2 separate regions of the Homo sapiens genome follow, and region 1 is linked to region 2. A link is an interaction called in ENCODE POLR2A ChIA-PET data of the cell type or tissue named here. Cell type or tissue: Caco-2. All regions are shown on one strand. Links, peaks and the distances in the headings refer to the core of each region. The heading gives the core; the rest is flanking DNA.

Region 1 (10,577 bases), core at 3,698-6,197, 130 kb before region 2:
CAAGGACTTTTCTGTTATCCTATACCCTATGGAGGAAAAGAGGAAAGGGACCTGGCTACTTGTGGACATACAAAATTTTTCGTATTTTGGTTTGAAATCATGATTCTGTTCTCCTCTGTCTTTCATCTTCCTGAATCCTTATGCCTACTTCCATCAGGTATTCATAGTAAGACCTACGCCCCAAACCTCATCATTATTTTGTTATGTTATTCTCTTCTTGGTTCCTACTCAAATTGTTGCAAACTCTGACTTCCATAAACTCTATGTATGTGCACATGGTTATGGAGGCAGGGAAATTGCTTCTAGATAAACTAAGATGACAACTTAAAAAAAAAAAAACCTTTGAAAATCCATAGAATTTCCAGAAAAGTTTTTCCCAGTTAAGAATTTTGAGTCAGGGTCTCGCTCTGTCACCCAGGCTGTAGTACAATCATAGCTCACTTCAGCCTCAGATTCCAATACTCAAGCAATCCTCGTGCCACAGCCTCCTGGGTCACTGGGACTACAGGCATGTGCCACCAAGCTCAGCTAATTTAAAAAATTATTTTTTGTAGAGATGGAGTCTCACTATGTTGCCCAGCTGGTCTTGAACTCCTGACTTCTAGTGATCCTCCCACCCCAGCCTCCCAAAGCACTGGGGTCACAGGCCATCAGCCACTGCACCCAGCCAAGAATTTTTTTAAAAAAGGAAACTAAATAAAGGATTTGGAGAAGACTGTGGTATGCAATAATAGACTTAGGTTGGGGATTTTTTTCTTTTACTGAATAATTTAGATCAAAAGACCTAAAAAAAAGCCTCAAAAATTTCACCTGGAATTTAGAAGTTTTACTCATAAATGAGAAAATTCTTTATTTTCCAAGATAAAAATGTAATTTTGATGAAAACTGCAGGTTTCTAATAAGAATATATACCATGACCATCAGTAACCGATTCTTTCCTCCTAACTAGAGAAGTATAATACTTACTCTTGAAGATCAGTAATAAGTTTTGCTTTTGCTTCTACTTCATCTCTCAAACTACTGATCTGTTTTTGATGAGTTTCTCTATGGCTCTGGATCTGCTGTTCAACAGCTTGCTAAAATTTTGGGGGGGAAAAGGATGTTAAAGTCAGACTAATCAAAATTAATACTGATTAATTAAAGCTGTTAGAAATGTGACATCAAACTTGCCTTAACTTCATTTGCAGTCTGAACCTTATTTAAGTGCTCCTTTTCCATTTCATGGACTTTCTCTGTTTGAATAGAGAGAAAATAGAAGAGTGAAATAAGCCTTTAAGGTTCCTCATATAAACCAAGGAGCAAATGGATTTTACAATAAGCATTTTCCTTAGCAATATTCAACTTCAAATTACCCAAATGTCACCTGCTCTCCAAGTTCAATGACATGTAGACTAGTATACAAGTTACATCCATTGTGTTGGTATTATGTATTCCTTTATGGTTTGTTTGGTTTTTTTTTTTTTGGCCTAATCCAGAACAGATTAGTTAAGGGAATGGTAAAGAAATGAGATAACTCCTAAGTCCCCTATGTTAAGACACACACACACACACACCCCGCTTCGTAACTGTGGGAAATCCCCAGATTGGCTATTTCCATATTCAAACAAAATCTTAAAAATATATATATATATGTTTTGACAGGCACAGTGGCTCATGCCTGTAATCCCAGCACTTTGGGAGGCCAAGGCAGGCAGATCACGAGGTCAGGAGATCAAGACCATCCTGCGTAACACGGTGAAGCCCTGTCTCTACAAAAAAGGTAAAAAATTAGCCAGGCGTGGGGGCATGTGCCTGTGGTCCTAGCTACTAGGGAGGCTGCAGCAGGAGAATCACTGGAACCCAGGAGGTGGAGGTTGCAGTGAGTCAAGATAGTGCCACTGCACTCCAGCCTGGGCAACAGAGTGAAGACGCCGTCTCAAAACAACAACAAAAAAATGTTTCAAAGCAACATTAATATGTATGATTTGTTTACCATTCGAAATCAGCCATATTCCTACTATTTCTTTCAGTGTGAATATTAAGTTTACTACAATTATACTAAAATAAGAACACAGATGTAACTCATAAACAGTTGGAAGCTATACCTTGTGCTCGAAGCTGGACTAGTTCTTCACTGAGGGCATCGACAGATTCCTCCAACTGTCTTTTCTTTTGTTCCACATTTTGAAGGTATTCAGTCAATGACTTGATTTTGGCTTCATGCTTTTGGAAAAAATATACTGATATGAAGTGGAAAACATATGCATACACTTTAAGAATATTTGACAGTAAACATTTCATTATCTATATATGATAAATTTGGGAATATTTAAAACTAAAATATTCAGGAGCCAATTTTGAAATGTTAAAGAATGTAATCAATTAATTCATTGGTGATCATAACTTGCAAACTAAGGCACTGAAGACTCAAATATGAAATACTAATTTTACAGATACCACCATCTAACGTTACCATCTTCCCTCCTTGTGAAATTCTGATAGTGGTGAATGGCCCCATTCATTCAGTTGCCAAGCCAGGAAACTGGTTCCCTGCAGTTTTGCCCACCCTGGAATTCTGAAGTCTTTAACAAGTTACCACCAGTCACATCATTCTGGTAAATTTCTATACATAACCCATATTTATGTTAGGCAAATATAACTCAGTTAAATCATTCAAATTTACTGCAGCTAGACTAGGAAAAAAACAACTAAATTTCACCTATAGACACACATTTTTCTGAAAACTTGTATAATAAATAAAATTTCTATGTGGCTGTTTCAAAAAAATGAATAAACTTTGTTCTATAACATACTTGAGAGATACGAAGCTGACATGCTGCTAACTCCTTTTCATTTTCTTCCATTTTTTTGTTGCTCTCAGTTTGTGTGCTTTCTAACTGCTTGCAACGTTTCACCATGGTTTTTACTTCTGACTTCATTTTGCTAATGTAGAGTCTTGCAACAGTGAACTCTTCATCTATCATGCCAGTTCCCTCAGGCTGCTGTAAGGAAAAAGTAAAATAAAAAATTAAAGCCAAAAATGTTCAATGTGTGTTTTCCCAATTAGGCTATAAAATCTTTTTATAAAATATATTTTAGTATTACTCAATATTCATACAAAGTCTGGATCTTATTTTTTTCTTTTATTACTGTTTTCAACGAAAGGTAAATAAATACAGCTTACTTTTTGCCTTCCTTTTTTTAAAAACTGAGAATAATGTTAATACATGCCAACAAGAAAAATAAATAAATGTAAACCTAAAGAAAACACAAAAATACAACCAAACTAATAAATTCTGCCTCTTTCAATTTTTTCACTTCCTCTTTACAGGACCTCTTCAGTAAATTCATTGTTAATCATGTGCACGTTCAGCTTAAAATTTAACAAGAGGATGTTTAGGTGGCAGGGAAAGGATGAACTTTAAGCTCAACCAGAAGGAATTGTGGTCACTGTATATTCCTTCACCTTCAGGAAGAAATAAAACTGTGCAGATGACATGATTAAGTTTACATGTAAAGTCAAAAGACCCTGAATAGCTAGCACAACACTAAGGACAAACAAAGTCACAGGACTTGACACTATGCAACTTACTGTAAAGCTATAATAATCAAAACAGTACAGTGCTGGCAAAGAACAGATAAACAGGTTAACAGAACAGAATAAAGAGCCCAGGAATAAAACCACAAAATACAGTCAACTGATCTCTGACAAAGGTGCAAAGGCAATTTAATGGAGGGAGGACAGTCTCTTCAACTGGACATCCAGATGTGAAACAATGAATCCTGGTACACACCTTACCCCTTTCAGAAAAATTAACTCCAAATGGATCATAGATCTAAATGTAAATGCAAAACTGAAAAAAAAACTTTTAACACAGGAGAAAATCTAGGTGATATTGGGTTTGGTGACAAGTTTTTAAATACAATACCAAAAACACAATCTATTAATGTAAAACTTGGTAAGTTGGACCTCATTAAAATTAAAAATTTTTAGTCTCAAAAAATGACGTTGAGAGTAAAAAAAAAAAACAAAAAAAAAAAAACAAGACACAGAGAAATAATGCAAAACACTATCTGATAAAAGACTTATATCCAAAACATATGAAGAACTCTTTTTTTTTTTTTTTTTTTTTTTTTTGAGACGGAGTCTCGCTCTGTCGCCCAGGCTGGAGTGCAGTGGCGGGATCTCGGCTCACTGCAAGCTCCGCCTCCCGGGTTCACGCCATTCTCCTGCCTCAGCCTCCCAAGTAGCTGGGACTACAGGCGCCCGCCACTACGCCCGGCTAATTTTTTGTATTTTTAGTAGAGACGGGGTTTCACCGTTTTAGCCAGGATGGTCTTGATCTCCTGACCTCGTGATCCGCCCGCCTCGGCCTCCCAAAGTGCTGGGATTACAGGCGTGAGCCACCGCGCCCGGCCGAAGAACTCTTAAAACTCAACAATAGGAGGCCAGGTACGGTGGCTCACGCCTGTAATCCCAGCAATTTGGGAGGCTGACGCGGGCAGATCACCTGAGGTCAGGAGTTCAAGACCAGCCTGGCCAATATGGCGAAACCCAGTTGCTACTAAAAATACAAAAAATTAGCCAGGTGTGGTAGTGGGAGCCTGTAGTCCCAGCTACTCGGGAGGCTGAGGCAGAAGAATTGCTTGAACCCAGGAAGAGGAGCTTGCAGTGAGCCGAGATCATGCCACTGCACTCCAACCTAGGCGACAGAGCGAGACTCCATCTCAAAATAAAACAAAACAAAACTCAACAACAGGGCCAGGCGCAGTGGCTCATGCCTGTAGTACCAGCACTTTGGGAGGCTGAGGCAGGCGGACCACCTGTAGTCAGGAGTTCGAAACCAGCCTGGACAATATGGTGAAATCCCATCTCTACTAAAAATATAAAAATTAACCAGGCGTGGTGGTACGCGCCTGTGTTCCCAGCTATTTGGCAGGCTGAGGCAGAAGAATCACTTGAACCCAGGAGGCGGAGGTTATGGTGGGCCAAAATCACGCCACTGCACTCCAGCCTGGGTGACAGAGCGAGACTCCGTCTCAAAGAAAAAGAAAACCTCAACAATAAGAAAAAACACAACTGCAAATTAAAATGACAATAAAATAACACCATACATTAGTAAAATCCCAAGAAACTGACAAGAGCAAACACTGGCAATGATGTGGAACAGCAGACTCTCATTCATGGCTGATAGGAATGCAAAATGTTTCCACCACTTTGGAAGACCATTTGGGAGTTCCTTACAAAGCTAACATAGTCATAACGTACAACCTAGCACTTCTAGGTATTTTTACTCAACTGAACTGAAAATTTATGTCCAAAGAATAACTTACACATGAATTATTATTATTTTTTTTGGAGACAGAGTCTCACTCTGTCACCTAGGAAGGAGTGCAGTGGTACCATCTTGGCTCACTGCAACCTCCACTTCCTGGGCTCAAGCAATTCTCGTGCCTTAGCCTCCCAAATAGCTGGGACTATAGGCGTGCACCACTATGCCTGGCTAGTTTTTTTATTTTTTGTAGAGATGGGACTTCACCACTTTGGCCAGGCTGGTCTCAAACTCCTAGCCTCAAGTGATCTGCCCGCCTCGGCCTCCCGAAGTGCTGGGATTACAGGCATGAGCCACCATGCTCAGCCTACACATGAATGTTTATAGCAGCTTTGTTCATTAATTGCCAAAACCTCAAAGTAACCACATAGGTGAATGGATAAACAAACCATGGTACATTCATATCATGGAATATAATTTAGTAATTTAAAAAAATGATCAAGCCATGAAAAGCCATGGAAGAATCTTAAATGCATACTGGTAAGTGAAAGAAACTAGCTGAAAGGGCTACATATACATACTGTATGATTCCAACTATATAACATTTTGGAAACAGCAATACTATAAAGATAGTAAAAACATCAGTGGTTGCCAGAAGTTCAAGAAGTAGAGGTGAATAGCAAAAACACTGGGAATTTGTTAGGGTGGTGTGGGAACTATTCTAAATACCGGACCTATAATATTATGCACTCCTTAAAATCCACACAACTATAGAATACAATGAGTACAACAATCATTGTAAACTGTAACATAAAACTGTAAACTGTAACTTAAGAACAACAACAGGCCGGGCGCAGTGGCTCATGCCTGTAATCCCAGCACTCTGGGAGGCCGAGGTGGGCAGATAAAGAGGTCAGGAGATCAAGACCATCCTGGCTAACACGGTGAAACTCCATCTCTACTAAAAATACAAAAACAAAATTATCCAGGCGTGGTGGCACACGCCTGTAATCCTAGCTACTCGGGAGGCCGAGGTGGGAGAATGGCATGAACCCGGGAGGCGGAGCTTGCAGTGAGCCAAGATCGCACTACTGCACTCCAGCCTGGGAGACACAGTGAGATTCCGTCTCAAAAAAAAAAAAAAAAAAAAAAAAGTAACGCTCTAACAGAGCTTATATATGATGAGAGGAAAAGAATTACTTGTTAATGACAAAAATACTGAGGATCCTTTTTTTTTTTTAATTAGAATAACTATTTGCAAAGACGACTTATTTTCAAACTGCTATGGTATAGTGGAAAAAAAAATCTAGTAGTCATGGAACCTGGATTTCATCCCTCTGCCACTAAACATAAACCATTTCCACTCTCTCTTTACACTTTTTAACTTAAATCATAATTATTTGAACATAAAATATAAGATTTGTCTAAAAAGTTGCAAATCTACAAAGCAAATCTTGAACAACATCTCTCTGGTGTTCTGCGATATGAAATAAATGTACTTTTCCATCCTAGAGATTTCTCTACATCTCACATTACTTCACCATAAACAGAATAGGGCCGAAATGTTCAGACTGATGGTGAAGGGAAAGCAAGTCAAGTGGCCCCATAGTGAGTCCACTGAAGAAATAACATATGAAGAGAAGAGTCATGAGAATCCTTGCCTCCATCAACAAACAGTAACTTTTATTTTGTTGATTTTATCTTTTATTCTTTTTGTATTTTTTAAAAATATTTTTTCTTCATTTTTAAACTGAAGAATCAGTTAACAGCAAACAGCAACATTAAACAATACAAAAGATGGAAATGTGTACTCCATATTGAAAACTTTTACGTCAGTTCCAACTCTGGTTAACAGACTGGGCTTTTTAGTAGGCTCTCAATATAAACCCAAGTGTATATGCTCTCTTTGTATTGTAATTAGGCTTTAATCAAAAAGGTAAAGTCTAAACAGCTACTGCAACATACAAATCTTTCATGTTATATGCATGGTTTTTCAGTTAAGAGTCTTAGTTTGGTTCTTTGGTCTTAGTTTTTAAATCTACCACCAAGTCAAATGCCTAATGCTAACAACCAATATTAGTATCTTTAAAAAGATTAGGACAAAGAGGTATAAAGAAAATATGGACATATTTTGAAAACTGAAAACTCTAGAGTTCATTGTATTATTCTCTCTACTATTATATGTTTGAAATTTTTCACACTAAAATAAAAAAGAATTAAGAAAGCAGTGCTCATCTTTAACTTTTCTTTAAATATTTAAAGCAACCACAAGCCCATTCATTATAAATTTATTCCCTGAGCTAATCTTTTTTTTTTTTTTTTTTCCAGATAGGGTCTCACTGTTGCTCAGGCTGGAGTGCCATGGCACAAACATGGTTCACAGCATCTTTAACCTCCTGCCTCAGTCTCTTAAAATAGCTGGGACTACAGGCATGTATCACCATGCCTACATGCTAGGCTAATTTTTAAATTTTTTGTAGGGACAAGGTCTTGCCACGTTGCCCAGGCTGGTCTCGAACTCCTGGGCTCAAGTGATCCTCCTGCCTTGGCCTCCCAAAGTGCTGGGATTACAGGCTTGAGCCACTATGTCTGGTCCGTGAACTAATCTTAATTGTTGTTCCAATCATTTCACTTATGGAAATTTATTAACGTAATTTTTAAGCACGAATTTTTTTTTTTTCTGGAGACAGCATCTTGATCTGTTGTGCAGGCTGGAGTGCAGTTGCACGATTGCAGCTCACTGCAGCCTTGACCTCCCAGGCTCAAGCAATCCTCCCACCCCAGTAGCTGGGACTACAGGCACACGCCACCATGCCAGGCTCATTTTTGTATTTTTTGTAGAGACAGGGTTTCGCCACATTGCCCAGGTTGGGGAAAATGTTATAGTAAAGAATCAAACATGAGGTCCAATAAATGCCGCCTACTGAATTTACCTATTTGGGTGCCCTTATTCTCTTGCTCTCTCCTGATCTATTTAAAATGCGGTTAATAACATCTACTACACGACTGTTTGTGAGGATGAGATCATGAATACGAAAAGAACTTTACAAACTATTAGTAGTAAACAAAAGTGCCAGTGTATACAGATAATTGTCCTTAATACTTAGTTATTATATTTACCTTTACATCATTATTTCCCACAGCAATTCCTATTTCTGCAAGGTCTTTTAGTAAAGATGCCATCATCTCAGCTGCTCGTTTTTTCTGGTGGTTGGTCATTTCCTTAAGTTTCTGAAGCTCAGCATCTATACTCGCTAAAGTTGCCTAAGAGAACCCAAAACAAAAAGTATAGTTAAATCTACTACATGAAAATTCAAATCAAATACTCATCGGTGTTTCAAGTTTTACACCAAGCCCTTACGAAACCATGTCTTTTCTGCTTTCATTTTTCTTGAACTATCTACCAGGTTCTGGGCTCCCAGCTCAAACTTAAAATATATTTTAGACCTAATAGGCTATGGTAAAAGTAGCCACATTGTTTTCAATTAAGAGCAGGCAGTTTCTGTTATTTCACTAAATTCCTGGGATTGAATAATATTTTCTGTCTAAAAATGGGAAGCCTCAAATTTAACTAGATTTGATTATCACTTATTACTATATTATGTCTTATCTTTAGAAAGTGAGTCAGCAAATTAACGTTACAATGACACTCTTTTCTAGATGGTTAGTATGCTTTCTTCATCTACTTTCTATATACTTACTCACTGGAAAGAATCCATGTGATAATACTATGATACAGGCAATTATCCAGGAGCTAGTGTTAAAGTAATATTATCTGAGTTTAATGACTATCATTATAAATCTCAAATCATAGCTGGCTTAACAGCTACAAAATCACCAAATTTTGAAAAGTCCAACCCAGTTTGGTGCCCACTTTAAAATAACTCATATGGCAGAACAGATACAAGGTGAGCATCCCCACTCCGAAGTGCTCGAAAATCTGGGACTTTTTGAGTGCTTGCATGATGCTCAAAGAAAATGCTCACTGAAGCATTTTGGACTTGCCAATTAGAAATGCTCAACTGGTAAGTATAATGCAAACATTCCAAAATCTGAAACGCTTGGGGCTTCTGTATTTGTAATGCCTGTACTATACTGTATTTGTAATGCCATTTATTGACTTTTCATCAGTATCTTTTAGTAAAGATGCCATCATTCCAACTGCTTATTTCTTATGGTAGTTCGTCATTTCCTTAAGTTTCTGAGTATCAGTAGAGTATGTATCCACCCAGGTTAATCTACAATATGATACCAATTATCTTCAAGTCTCATAATATAGCATGCTTCTACCATAATTGTTTAAATTACCAGACACTCTCTAACTGAACAGCAACACTGTCTAAGCATATAAACAGATGCTAAACACTAGGGATTTCTAACTCCTATTATCAATGTAATGCTGATAGATTTCAGCTCCACAAGTGAAACATAAATATAACTGTCTTAAAGACTAAAATCAGCGGCCAAGGACCACCTTTCAGAGTTGTAAAAAACTCCTGTTATTCTTTCATACAACAATTAGCTTTGTTAATAATGCAACTCAGTAAGAGTTAGTTATAATGGTGTCTTAGATCTGTACAGTACTGAATGTTAACTTCAAGCTAACTGTAACTTTGTAGATTAAAAAGAGAAAAGGAACTCATAGGGGCAGGAAACCTTTTAAAAGCATTATTTTGTACTGTTGACTGCTTTCTTTTAGACAAGTTAATGTGAGCAGGGAAATAAGTGGTGGACATGGGTCCTGAGTGCAACTCTAGATGCTGATTTCTAAACAAGAAGCTAGCATTAACCACAACAAAACCACAAAATAGCTCCTCCATGATGATGTTGAAACATTCATAGCTATGTATTATTTCTGTCATCATTGTTGGAGGTTGGCGATGTCTGTCCTGTATCAATTTTCAGCAAGTAAAAATCTCCATCTAGTCGCCAGGCACGGTGGCTCACGCCTGTAATCCCAGCACTTTGGGAGGCTGAGGTGGGTGGATCACCTGAGGTCAGGAGCTCGAGACCAGCCTGGCCAACATGGTGAAACCCTGTTGCTACTAAAAATACAAAATGAGCCGGGCGTGGTGGCGGGCGCCTGTAATCCCAGCTACTCGGGAGACTGAGGCAGGAGAATCATTGAACCCAGGAGGCAGAGGATGCAGTGAGCCAAGATTGCGCCATTGCACTCCAGCCTGGGCAACCAGAGTGAAACTTTGTCTCAAAAAAAAAAAAAAAAATCTCCATCTATTGGGAACCACTACACTGTGCTAAAAAGGCACTGTTCCACGTAGTGGAAATGTAACAGTAAGTAAAACATAAATTATGTTAAGTTACATA
Region 2 (10,577 bases), core at 3,316-5,815:
GGCTCTGGAGTGGACTTCAGTGTATTTGCTGGCCAACATCCCTTCCCTCTTCTATTACAGCATTTCCTTCCCAATTCCATTTTGTGGGTGGAGCAAGGGGAAGGGCTGTCACTCACAACATTCTACCTCCAGGCCATAGCGATTGGCCCAGGGATAGGCATGTGACCAAGCCAGGCAAATTGGAGTGTTCTCCAACTTGTGGAGACATTTGGAGGTCTCCAATGTTACATTTGCATGCTAGGAAGGATAGAGAGACTCCCTTGTTCTTGGATCTTAAGCTCTCAGATTGCTAATCCTTAGTCATGTTCCTTGGAGGAGGCTTGGCTGCTGCAGCATAAAGTGAAACGAGTCCACAGACAGAAGCAAAACTAAGTGATGAAGTTAATGTGTGTTAATAAATTTCTGGTTGAAGTGGTTTGATTCAGGTGTCTGCCACTTGCAACTAAAAAAGTCCTGATTAAGAAATAACCTCGGCTGGGCACAGTGACTCATGCCTGTAATCCCAGCACTTTGGGAGGCTAAGGCGGGCAGATCATGAGGTCAGGAGTTTGAGACCAGCCTGGCTAATACAGTGAAACCCCATCTCTACTAAAAATACAAAGTTAGTCGGGCGTGGTGGTGCATGCCTGTAATCCCAGCTACTCGGGAGGCTGAGGCAGGAGAATCGTTTGAACCCGGGAGGCAGAGGTTGCAGTGAGCCGAAATCGCACCATTGCACTCTGGCCTGGGCAACAAGAGCAAAACTTCGTCTCAAAAAAAAAAAAAAAAAAAAATATATATATATATATATATAAAACCTCATTTTTAGGAACATCTACTGCCTTCCATTCATATTTTAACGAGGTGTACTACATTCACTTTATAAAAAAATCTTTACTTAAAAATAATTATAAATTCATAGGAAGTTGTAAAGATAGTACAGAGAAGTCTGTGTAGCCTTCACCCAATTTCCTTCAATAACTACATCTTTTGTAACTATAGTACAATATCAAAAACAGGAAATTAACATTGGGACAATGTGTGTGTGTGCATGTGTGTGTATGTGTGTGTGGTTCTCTGTTGTTTTACCACATCAGATTCATGTAACTAGCATTGCAATCAAAACAAAGGACTTTTCCATTACTACAAAAATGTCACTTGTACTACTCATTATCATAGTCTTCTAGTGTCAACATTTTACTAGTTTGAATGAAGTGTACAAACCTTACCTCCCTTTACATTCCTTTAACCTCCCCATTATTGGATAATTGTCTTAATTATTTCCTCTTCATGCATTGGAACCACATCTGACATTGTTATAATTTTCACTTTAACTATCAAACACAATTTAGAAAACTCCAGAAGAGAAGGAAAGTCTATTGTATTTACTCCTATTTTCACTTTTGTTGTTATTATTTTCTTTTCTGATATTCCAATATTTTTTCTTTTATTACTTCTTTTCTCTTAAGAGAACTTTCTTTAGCCATTCTTTCAAAGCAGGTCTACTAGTGACAAATTCTCTTAGTTTTGTTTCATATGAGGATGTCTTGATTTCCCTTTCATTTCTGAAGACGATATTAACTGGATATAGAATTCTGGGTTGACAATTCTTTTCTTTCGGAACTTGAAAAATGCTGTGCCAATTCCTTCTGGCCTCATGGTTTCTGATGAGAAATCTGCTGCCACTGGAATTGTTTTTCCCTTATACATAAGGTGTATTTCTCTCATGTTGCTTTAAAATATTTTCGTTTTTCTTTAGTTTTCAGAATTTGACTGTGACGTGTCCTGGTATGGATTCTTTGGCTTTATCCTGTTTGAGATTCTCTAGGTTTCCTGAACCTTTAGGTTTATGTATCTTGCCTAATTTGGGGAAATTTCAGCCATTATTTCTTCAAATACTTTTCTAGTACTTCCTGTCCCCTTTCTCCTCTCCTGGGACTTTGATGACACAAATATTTTGATAATTTTCTACAGGTCTCTAATGATCTCTTCTTTTCTTTTTCCAGCCTATTTTCTCTGTTTTGCTATTGAACCCATCCATTGAGTTTTTCACTTGTTTATTGTATTTTCAGTTCAAAATTTTTGACTTGAGTTTTTTTTATAGCTTTTATTTCTTTGGTCAGATTTATATTTTTTTCCATTTGGTTCAAGTATGTTCATAATTGATCACTGAAGCTTTTTTCTTTTTTATTAAGAGACTATGATTGCACCACTGCACTCCACTCTGTTGCCTAAGTTGGAGTGCAGTGGTGCAATCATAGCTCATTGCAGCCTTGGATTCCTAAGTGCAAGAGATCCTCCCACTTCACCCTCCCAAGTAGCTGGGAGTGCAGGCACATGTCGCCACCCAACTAAATTTTTTAGTTTTATTTTTTGTAGATGCAAGGTCTTACTATGTTGCCCAGGCTGGTCTTGAACACCTATCCTCAAGTGATCCTCCTGCCTCAGGCTCCCAAAGCACTGGGACTACAGGCATGAGACACCATGCCTGGCCTCATTAAAGCATTTTTTTTTTTAGATGGAGTTTCGCCCTTGTCACCCAGGCTGGAGTGCAATGGCATGATCTGGGTTCATTGCAACCTCCATCTCCCTGGTTCAGGCAATGCTCCTGCCTCAGCCTCCTGAGTAGCTGGGATTACAGGGACCTATCACCATACCCAGCTAATTTTTGTATTTTTAGTAGAGACAGGGTTTCACCATCTTGGCCAGGCTGGTCTCAAACTCCTGACCTCAGGTGATCCACCTGCCTCGGCCTCCCAAAGTGCTGGGATTACAGGCGTGAACCACTGTGCCTGGCCTAAAGCATTTTTATAATGGCTATTTTAAAATCCTTGTCAGATAATTCTAACATCTGTGCCATCTTGGTGTTGGTGTATCCTGGTTATCTTTTCTCATTCCAGTTGATATTTTCCTGGTTCTTGGTATGATGAGTGATTTTCTGTTGAAACATAGACATTTGGGGTATTATGTTAGACATTGTGTCTCTTATTTAAATCTTCTGTTGAACAGACCTCCTCTCACATTGCTCTACTCATTACTGCTAGGTAGGTGTTGACCCCAGGATACCCATTCTGCCTTCACTGATGCCTGGGACACCTCCTTGTTTTTGATAAGTAGGGGTGGAAGCTCAGCCCCCCTACTAGGCCTCCACTGATTATCCTAGATGGGGGGCACAGGGGTGCCTTGTTACTGCTCCCCACATGGCCCCTACTGAGGCCATGGGAGGTCACTTCCTTACCCTGGGCAGGGATGAAAGTCTTGACTCTCCACTAGGCTTCCTCTGACACAACCCCAGTGGTGTCTGTCTCATCACTGCAAGCTTTTGGCAACAGTAGCATTCTGAACCCTCCAGTCAGCCTTTGCCGGTGGGAGTGAGAGTGGAGCCACAGCTTTATCTGTGATGTTTGGCTGGAGTAGAGTGGTTGTTTATCTAAAAGATTTCCTTCTTGCCAGGCTACCCCTTTTCTCTTCCTTTGGCTAGAAAGAGCAGATTTTTCTTGAGTTTTGTTTTGTTTCTGATTTTTGTTCCTATTGGTGTTTCTGTGTTACCAGCTTCTCTGGCATCCAGAATGGGGAATATGAGTCAGAAAGAAAACCCAGGAAACTCACTATTGTTGTTCTTCAGGTTCTGAGGTCCCTCGTCAGGCTAATTTCTTCCCTCCACCTTTCAGAGTCTTTGTGTGTTTTATATGTGAGGTCCAGGGTTTTAGTTGCACTTGGTGAGATGAATAGGGAAAAGTGCATCTGCTCCTTTTTTTTCTGGAAGTCAACATCTTGCATTTGTTTTTGAAACTATATTAACTCCTTCTGGAACATGCAAGGATATACATAAATAAATGGTGGCAGATGTCTTTCAAGTTCCAGCTCAAATCTCATCTTCTCCATGGAGGCTTCCCTTAGGGTCTTCTTCTGGTTGATTACTGAACTCTATTTCTACTTCCATCGTCATAGTGATCTTATTATGTTTGTGCCCATCTCTGTATGCCTTCACAGAACACAGACTACACTCAGATTTGCTGGTGTATTTGTTATATGAGTGCATCCAAAGGAAGGATGCAGTAGTAAACTTTCGTAACAAGTGACAAGCTAGAATTCAATCACAAGCTGTGCTGTCTTAGGGATTCTCATTTGTATACAAACTTTTCCATGTATCTCTGCTAAATTTTATTGCTATGACTTTTAGACATCTTCAATCATATAATTCAAACTTATCCTTAGATCTGGCCAAACAGGTTATACATTAAGTCTTCAGTAAATATTAGTGTAATGTATGCTGGCTGGGGGAAAATCTCTTTCCCGATGTCCAAACAAATCCCCAAAGCTCACAGGATGGAAAGCTCCGGAGGCTATGCTCTTTAATCTTTGTACCACTAGCTTCCAGCACTCTATAGGATGCATGAAAGGTAAAAGAATTCTCACCTGTTAGTTTTAATTTTCTCTGTGAAGTAAGAGGCAAGGTCATTTACTGAGAGAGAAGGCAAATGGAACAGACATCTTGAAAGACAGGTGATGCAATGGCTCACGGCTGTAATTCCAATACTTTGGGAGGCTTTGGTGGGAGGATCACTTGAGGCCAGGAGTTTGAGACCAGCCTGGGCAATATAGCGAGACATCATCTCTACAAAAACTTTAAAAATTAGCCAGGTATGGTGGCTCATGCCTACAGTCCCAGCTACTTGGGAAGATGAGGTGGAAGGATCCCTTGAGCCCAGGAGTTCCAGCTTACAGTGAGCCATGATCAGGCCACTGCACTCTAGCCTGGGTGACAGAGCAAAATTCTCTCCCAAAATAATAAAAAAATAAAGAAAAAATAGGCTGGACATGGTGGCTCACATCTGTAATGCTAGCACTTTGGAAGGTCGAGGTAGGTGGATCACCTGAGGTTAGGAGTTTGAGACCAGCCTGGCCAACATGGTGAAACCCTGTCTCTACTAAAAATACAAAAATTAGCTGGGTGTGGTGGTGTGTGCCTGTAATCCCAGCTACCTGGGAGGCTGAGGAAGGAGAATCCCTGGAACACAAGAGGCAGAGGCTGCAGTGAGCCGAGATCGCGCCACTACACTGCAGCCTGGGCAACAAAGCGAGACTTCATCTCAAAAAAAAAAAAAGAAAGAAAGAAAAAATAGAGAAAGGTGATGGCTTAGATTTTACCCAATGTAAAAAAAAAAAAGATTAATTTGTGTAGAATTGGAGGAATGAGGGAGAAAGGGTTGTCTGGGACCATTTAAGCTTTGAAGGAGTTTATTCCTGAAAAAAGAAAAGTGAACAATACTCAAGAACAAAGAAGAAATATAAAAATAATTTATTCTCATTACTAAGCCGTATAATCTTACAATAGAAAATTTAGAATACTGGCCAGGTGCAGTGGCTCGTGCTTGTAATCCTAGCACTTTGGGAGGCTGAGGTAGGAGGATTGCTTGAACCCAAGAGTTCAGAAGGGCCAGTCTAGGCAACTTAGTGAGAACCTATCTCTACAAAAAGTAAAAAAATAAAAAAAATTAGCCAGGTATAGTGATGCATGTTTATAGTCCCAACCTTTTGGGAGGTTGAGGTGGGAGGATTACCTGAGCCCAGGAGACTAAGGTGGCAGTGAGCCATTATCACCCCACTGCACTCTAGCCTGGGCAACAGAGCAAGACCCTATCTCAAAAAACAACAACAGGCTGGGCACGGTGGCTCATGTCTGTAATCCCAGCACTTTGGGAGGCCAAGGCGGGCAGATCACCTGAGGTCAGGAGTTCAAGACCAGGCTGGCCAACATGGTGAAACCCCATCTCTACTAAAAATACAAAAAAATCAGCCAGGTGTGGTGGCAGGCACCTGTAATCCCAGCTACTCAGGAAGCTGAGACAAGATAATCACTTGAACCTGGGAGGCGGAGGTTGCAGTGAGCCAAGACTGTGCCATTGCACTCTGGCCTGGGCAAGAGAAGAGTGAAACTACGTCTCAAAAACAAAACAAAACAAAACAAGAACAAGAACAACAACAATAAAAATGTAGAGTACTATATACAGTTAAGCATGAAAGTATAAGCTACCTTATATAATGTCTTCTCCCCCTAGATAATCGCTGTTAACATTTTGGTATACACAATATACTTATAGTCTTTTTAAAAGCAGAAATATACTTTTTAAATGGTATCACGGTATTCATATCATTTTGTTGACTACATTTTGTGTTTTTATAAATCGTGAATAATTTTTCATGTCATAATTGTCTTTCCTACAACAGCATGTTTAATGGCAGCAGATAGTGCTCTATTATATACCTACTTTTTTTTTTTTGAGACAGAGTTTTCTTACTCTTGTTGCCCAAGCTAGAGTGCAATGGCGTGATCATGGCTCACTGCAATTTCTGCCTCCCGGGTTCAAGCAATTCTCCTGCCTCAGCCTCCCGAGGAGCTGGGATTAGAGGCTCACACAACCATGCCTGGCTAAGTTTTTGTACTTTTAGTAGAAACAGAGTTTCACCATGTTAGCCAGGCTGGTCTTGAACTCCTGATCTCAGGTGATCCACACACCTCGGCCTCCCAAAGTGCTGGAATTACAAGCGTGAGCCACCGCACCCGGCCATACGTACATATTTTATTTAAATAATTTCTCCTATTTATTGAACATAATGGTTTTATAGCTTTTCAGTATTATAAACAGCACTAGCATGACCCTCTTTGTCACTACGACTTAGAGCACAATCATGATAAATTCTAGAAGTAGAATTCGTAAATCAAAATTTAGGCAAAAGTCTAAGACCTTTGAAATGTAATGCAAAATGCTTGTTGAATAGCTTGATATTACTGTGACTTTTATATTAGCCAACTTAAATGACCACTAGCAGTTTGTGAGAGTGAAGAAAGCATTTCTGTTAAGGGAGATATGAGCATTTCTTCTATGCTGAATGGAAGATGACAACACAAAAGAAGTTGAAATTCTTTTTCTTTTTCTTTTTCTTTTTTTGAGACAGAGTCTCACTCTGTCGCCCAGGCTGGAGTGCAGTGGCGTGATCTCAGCTCACTGCCACCTCTGCCTCCTGGGTTCAAATGATTCTTCTGCCTCAGCCTCCCAAGTAGCTGGGATTACAGGTGCACACTACCATGCCCAGCCAATTTTTGTATTTTTAGTAGAGATGCCATGTTGGCCAGGCTGGTCTCAAACTCCCGACCTCAGGTGATCCACCTGCCTTGGCCTCCCAAAGTGCTGGGATTACAGGCGTGCGCCACCGCGCCCGGCCCTAAGTTGGAATTATAGGAGAGGGCCGGTCACAGCCTTGAGGAGATGGGAAGAGGTGAATGTGGAACATGAGAATATGGAGATGAAGGGACGCTTCTGAGATGGGAAGGAAAAGAACATATGGATTTGTAGTGAACCTGCAGGTATGGGGAGGTGGGACGTGAATGAAGTTCCCCGACACACTCAAGTTTCTCTGTGAAGTAAAAGGCAGACTCAGTTGTTGAGCAAGAAGAAGGCAGGAATGAGATATGGCCTTGAATAGGGTGGAAAAGTTTTGGAACAGCCAATGAGCAACGCAGGTGAGGGAGCCTGACCAAATACCTGAGAGGATTGCCGGGATGTTCTATGCACACATCCCAGGGCGGCGATCATGAGTTTATAGTGTTACCCATCTAGAGAGTTGTTCTTCAACCTGGAACTGCCCTGTGGCTGGGCTCTTCCCGTCATTCAGACCTTTAGCAAACTGGCATTCTCGGATAGAGCCTCTCCCATCATATTATCTAAAGACGCACCTGTTCTGTGCCTCTGGCACACCATTCCATTATCAAGGTACTTGTCACCATGGAAAGGATGTACTTTATTTATGTGTTTCTGTTTACTCATTTGTTTTTATTTGTCCTTTACTACACTGTAAGCACCTGAGCAGACACCTGTTTATATTATTCATCGCTGTGTTCTCAATGCATAGAACAATACCTAGTGCATTACTTACCTTTAAAATAAATATTGATTTTTTTTTTTAAACAGAGTCTCACTCTGTCACCCAGGCTGGAGTGCAGTGGTGCAATCTTGGCTCACTACAACCTCTGCCTCCCGGGTTCAAGCGATTTTCCTGCCTCAGCCTCCTGAGTAGTTGGGATTACAGGTGTGCGCTACCACGCCCAGCTAACTTTTTGTATCTTTAGTAGAGACGGGGTTTCCGCATGTTGGTCAGGCTGGTCTCGAACTCCTGACCTCGTGATCTGCCCGCCTTGGCCTCCCAAAATGCTGGGATTACAGGCATGAGCCACAGTGCCCAGCCTGATTTTTTTTTTTTTTTTTTTTTTAGACAGAGTCTCACTCTGTCACCCAGACTGAGGTGCAGTGATGCAATCTCGGCTCACTGCAGCCTCAACTTCCCAGGTTCAAGCGATTCTTGTCCTTCAGCCTCCTGAGTAGCTGGGATTATAGTATGTGCCACCATGACCAGCTAATTTTTTGTATTTTTAGTAGAGATGGGGTTTCATCATGTTGGTCAGGCTGATCTTGAACTCCTGGCCTTAAGTGATCCGCCTGCCTCAGCCTCCCAAAGTGCTGGGATTACAGGCGTGAGCCACTGCGCCTGGCTTATATTGTTGATTGAATAAAATGAGTTAATAGTTAGAAACATGATGGAATTTATTTGTGATAGAAAAACAAGGAAACAGCAAGGATGGTTGGGGAGAAAATGCAAAGCATCATGGAATAAGAGGATGGGAGGAGAGGGAAGAGCTGGGAACTTGCATTTAAAGCAGCGCGGCAGGAATCTGGAGACCAGCGTTTGACTGCTCTCAGGATTCCGGGGCAGTGGAGGTGGGATGCCCCAGTGCTGCGAGTGGTCTGGACACACTGGGCAACAGCTGCCTGGTACTTAGATGAGGAGTGACTGAGGAGGGGAATATTCACATACTGGGACAGATGATGGACGGAGTGGGTCCCTGTGATATGCCTCAAAAAATGCCACAGAAGGGCCTTGTCTTCCTGCACATATCCTAGGCAGAAAGGTGTGCCCTATTGAAAGGTGATGAAGGGCAAGCTGCCCTAACAATTCCACCTGATACCATCGAGGAGATTCCATCTGAGAGCCAGGAATAAGTGCAATAGAACATTCTGAGCTGGCTGAGCTAGGCCACAGCTGGCTCTATGTCAGCCCATTTATGTGCACAAAAACTTTTGTTCTGTAACCAGGAGAGGAAGGAGGAGTTTTGAGTAAGCCCATGGGAGGGTAGAGAGTAGAGGGGAAGAAAGAGTCAGGCATTGCAATCATTCCCTTTGTGGGCCCTTGGACTGGGCTCAGAGGGCTAGAAATAGATGCAATTGATTCTTGTGAGATTCATGGCAACGGGTGATGGCCAGAAGATGATGAAACAGGACTTGAGGGCTCTGTAGGATGCTAGGCAGAGTAGAGCTGTTTTGAAACTCAAAGAAAGAGGGGTGGGCTAGGCACAGCGCCTCATGCCTGTAATCCCAGTACTTTGGGAGGCCGAGACAGGAGGATCACTTGAAGCCAGGAATTCAAGACCAACCTGTGCAGCATACGAGACCCTGTCTCTACAAAAAATTAAAAAATTAGCAGGGCATGGTGGCACACACCTGTAGGCCTAGCTACTTGGGAGGCTGAGGCAGAGGACAGCTTGAGCCCAGGAGTTGGAGGCTGTAGTGAGCCATGATCACGCCACTGCACTCCAGCGTGGGCAACAGAGAAAGACCTTGTCTCAAAAAAAAGGGGGTTAACTGAAGACGCCCAAGTTCCCTGGGCTTGGTGATGGTGGGCAGGGAGTGGCCAACCTTCCCACCCAACTCACTCTGGTCTCTGTCTGCCTCTCTGCAGACAGTCCAACCTGCATGGGCTCCCTCCGAATGTTTCGGAGACTCTGTGAGGGGCCCGCACATGCTGCACGCATTCCTTCTGGCTATTGCTCCTCTTTGCTGCTCCTCTGTTGCCACTCCTTGCCAGCTGGTGACAGTAATGTGACTGTGCTCTCAAGCACTGGATGGGCCTGGCTCCAAAGTGTTGCTAACTCCAAGCTGTTCTGAGGACTCAACTTTATTGATATCTTGAGACTAAAAGGGATTACAATGCGGAAAACAAAAACTCAAAATTCAGTGTTGATATCACTGCTAGGAAGTCCCCAGCTTAGCCCCCGGCCTCCCTGGCGTCGAGGGATCACTCTTTCCAGAGTATAAGCCCCCTGCTAGAGCATGGGCCCCCGCTCCATACCTGCAAGGCTGCCTCCTTTTCCACCATAGGTCAATCAAAGGTGGGAAATAACCCTTCCTTTCTACAGATTGTCATATGGTTCTGTATGGCCCAGGTGAGGCGGTTGTAAGACCTGAGAGTATATTTCTCCTGGTCTGAGTTGTTATTCTTAAGTGACATCATGTGTGGGATTTCAGCAGCTCTGGACTTATGATCTCCCAGAAGCAAATACCTGAGCAAAACACACACACACACACATGCACATACATACACACATACACACACATATACACACGCACATATACACTATCCCCACCACCACCACCGACACACAGACCCCTTTCCCAAAAAATTCCAATAATTTTCAGGGACATTCCAATCAAAATACATACTTTAGTCCAGGCGTGGTGGCTCACACCTGTAATCCCAGCACC

The links. Peaks named below come from ENCODE experiments on the same cell type or tissue, not always from the same donor. Only the 100,000 strongest peaks of a DNase experiment are listed, where the experiment ranks them.
Region 1: POLR2A ChIA-PET joins it to region 2 with 9 read pairs; 2 of 35 experiments call an interaction of 5 or more read pairs at or near these places.

The regions. Positions count from the first base shown.
Region 1 is chr10:32,020,056-32,030,632 of GRCh38, forward strand. It overlaps KIF5B (kinesin family member 5B), which reads right to left. Exons shown (of 26, transcript NM_004521.3): 15 at 8,373-8,516; 16 at 2,793-2,981; 17 at 2,085-2,202; 18 at 1,171-1,232; 19 at 967-1,076. LOC107984219 (a long non-coding RNA gene) reads left to right here. Exons shown (of 3, transcript XR_001747415.2): 3 at 1-344. Among named protein-coding and RNA genes, the nearest start is that of KIF5B, 31 kb to the right of the region's middle. In Caco-2, for the core only: no CTCF peak of the experiment used is centred there; no DNase peak of the experiment used is centred there.
Region 2 is chr10:32,151,874-32,162,450 of GRCh38, forward strand. No RefSeq gene overlaps it. Among named protein-coding and RNA genes, the nearest start is that of KIF5B, 100 kb to the left of the region's middle. In Caco-2, for the core only: no CTCF peak of the experiment used is centred there; a DNase peak (open chromatin) is centred at 4,308.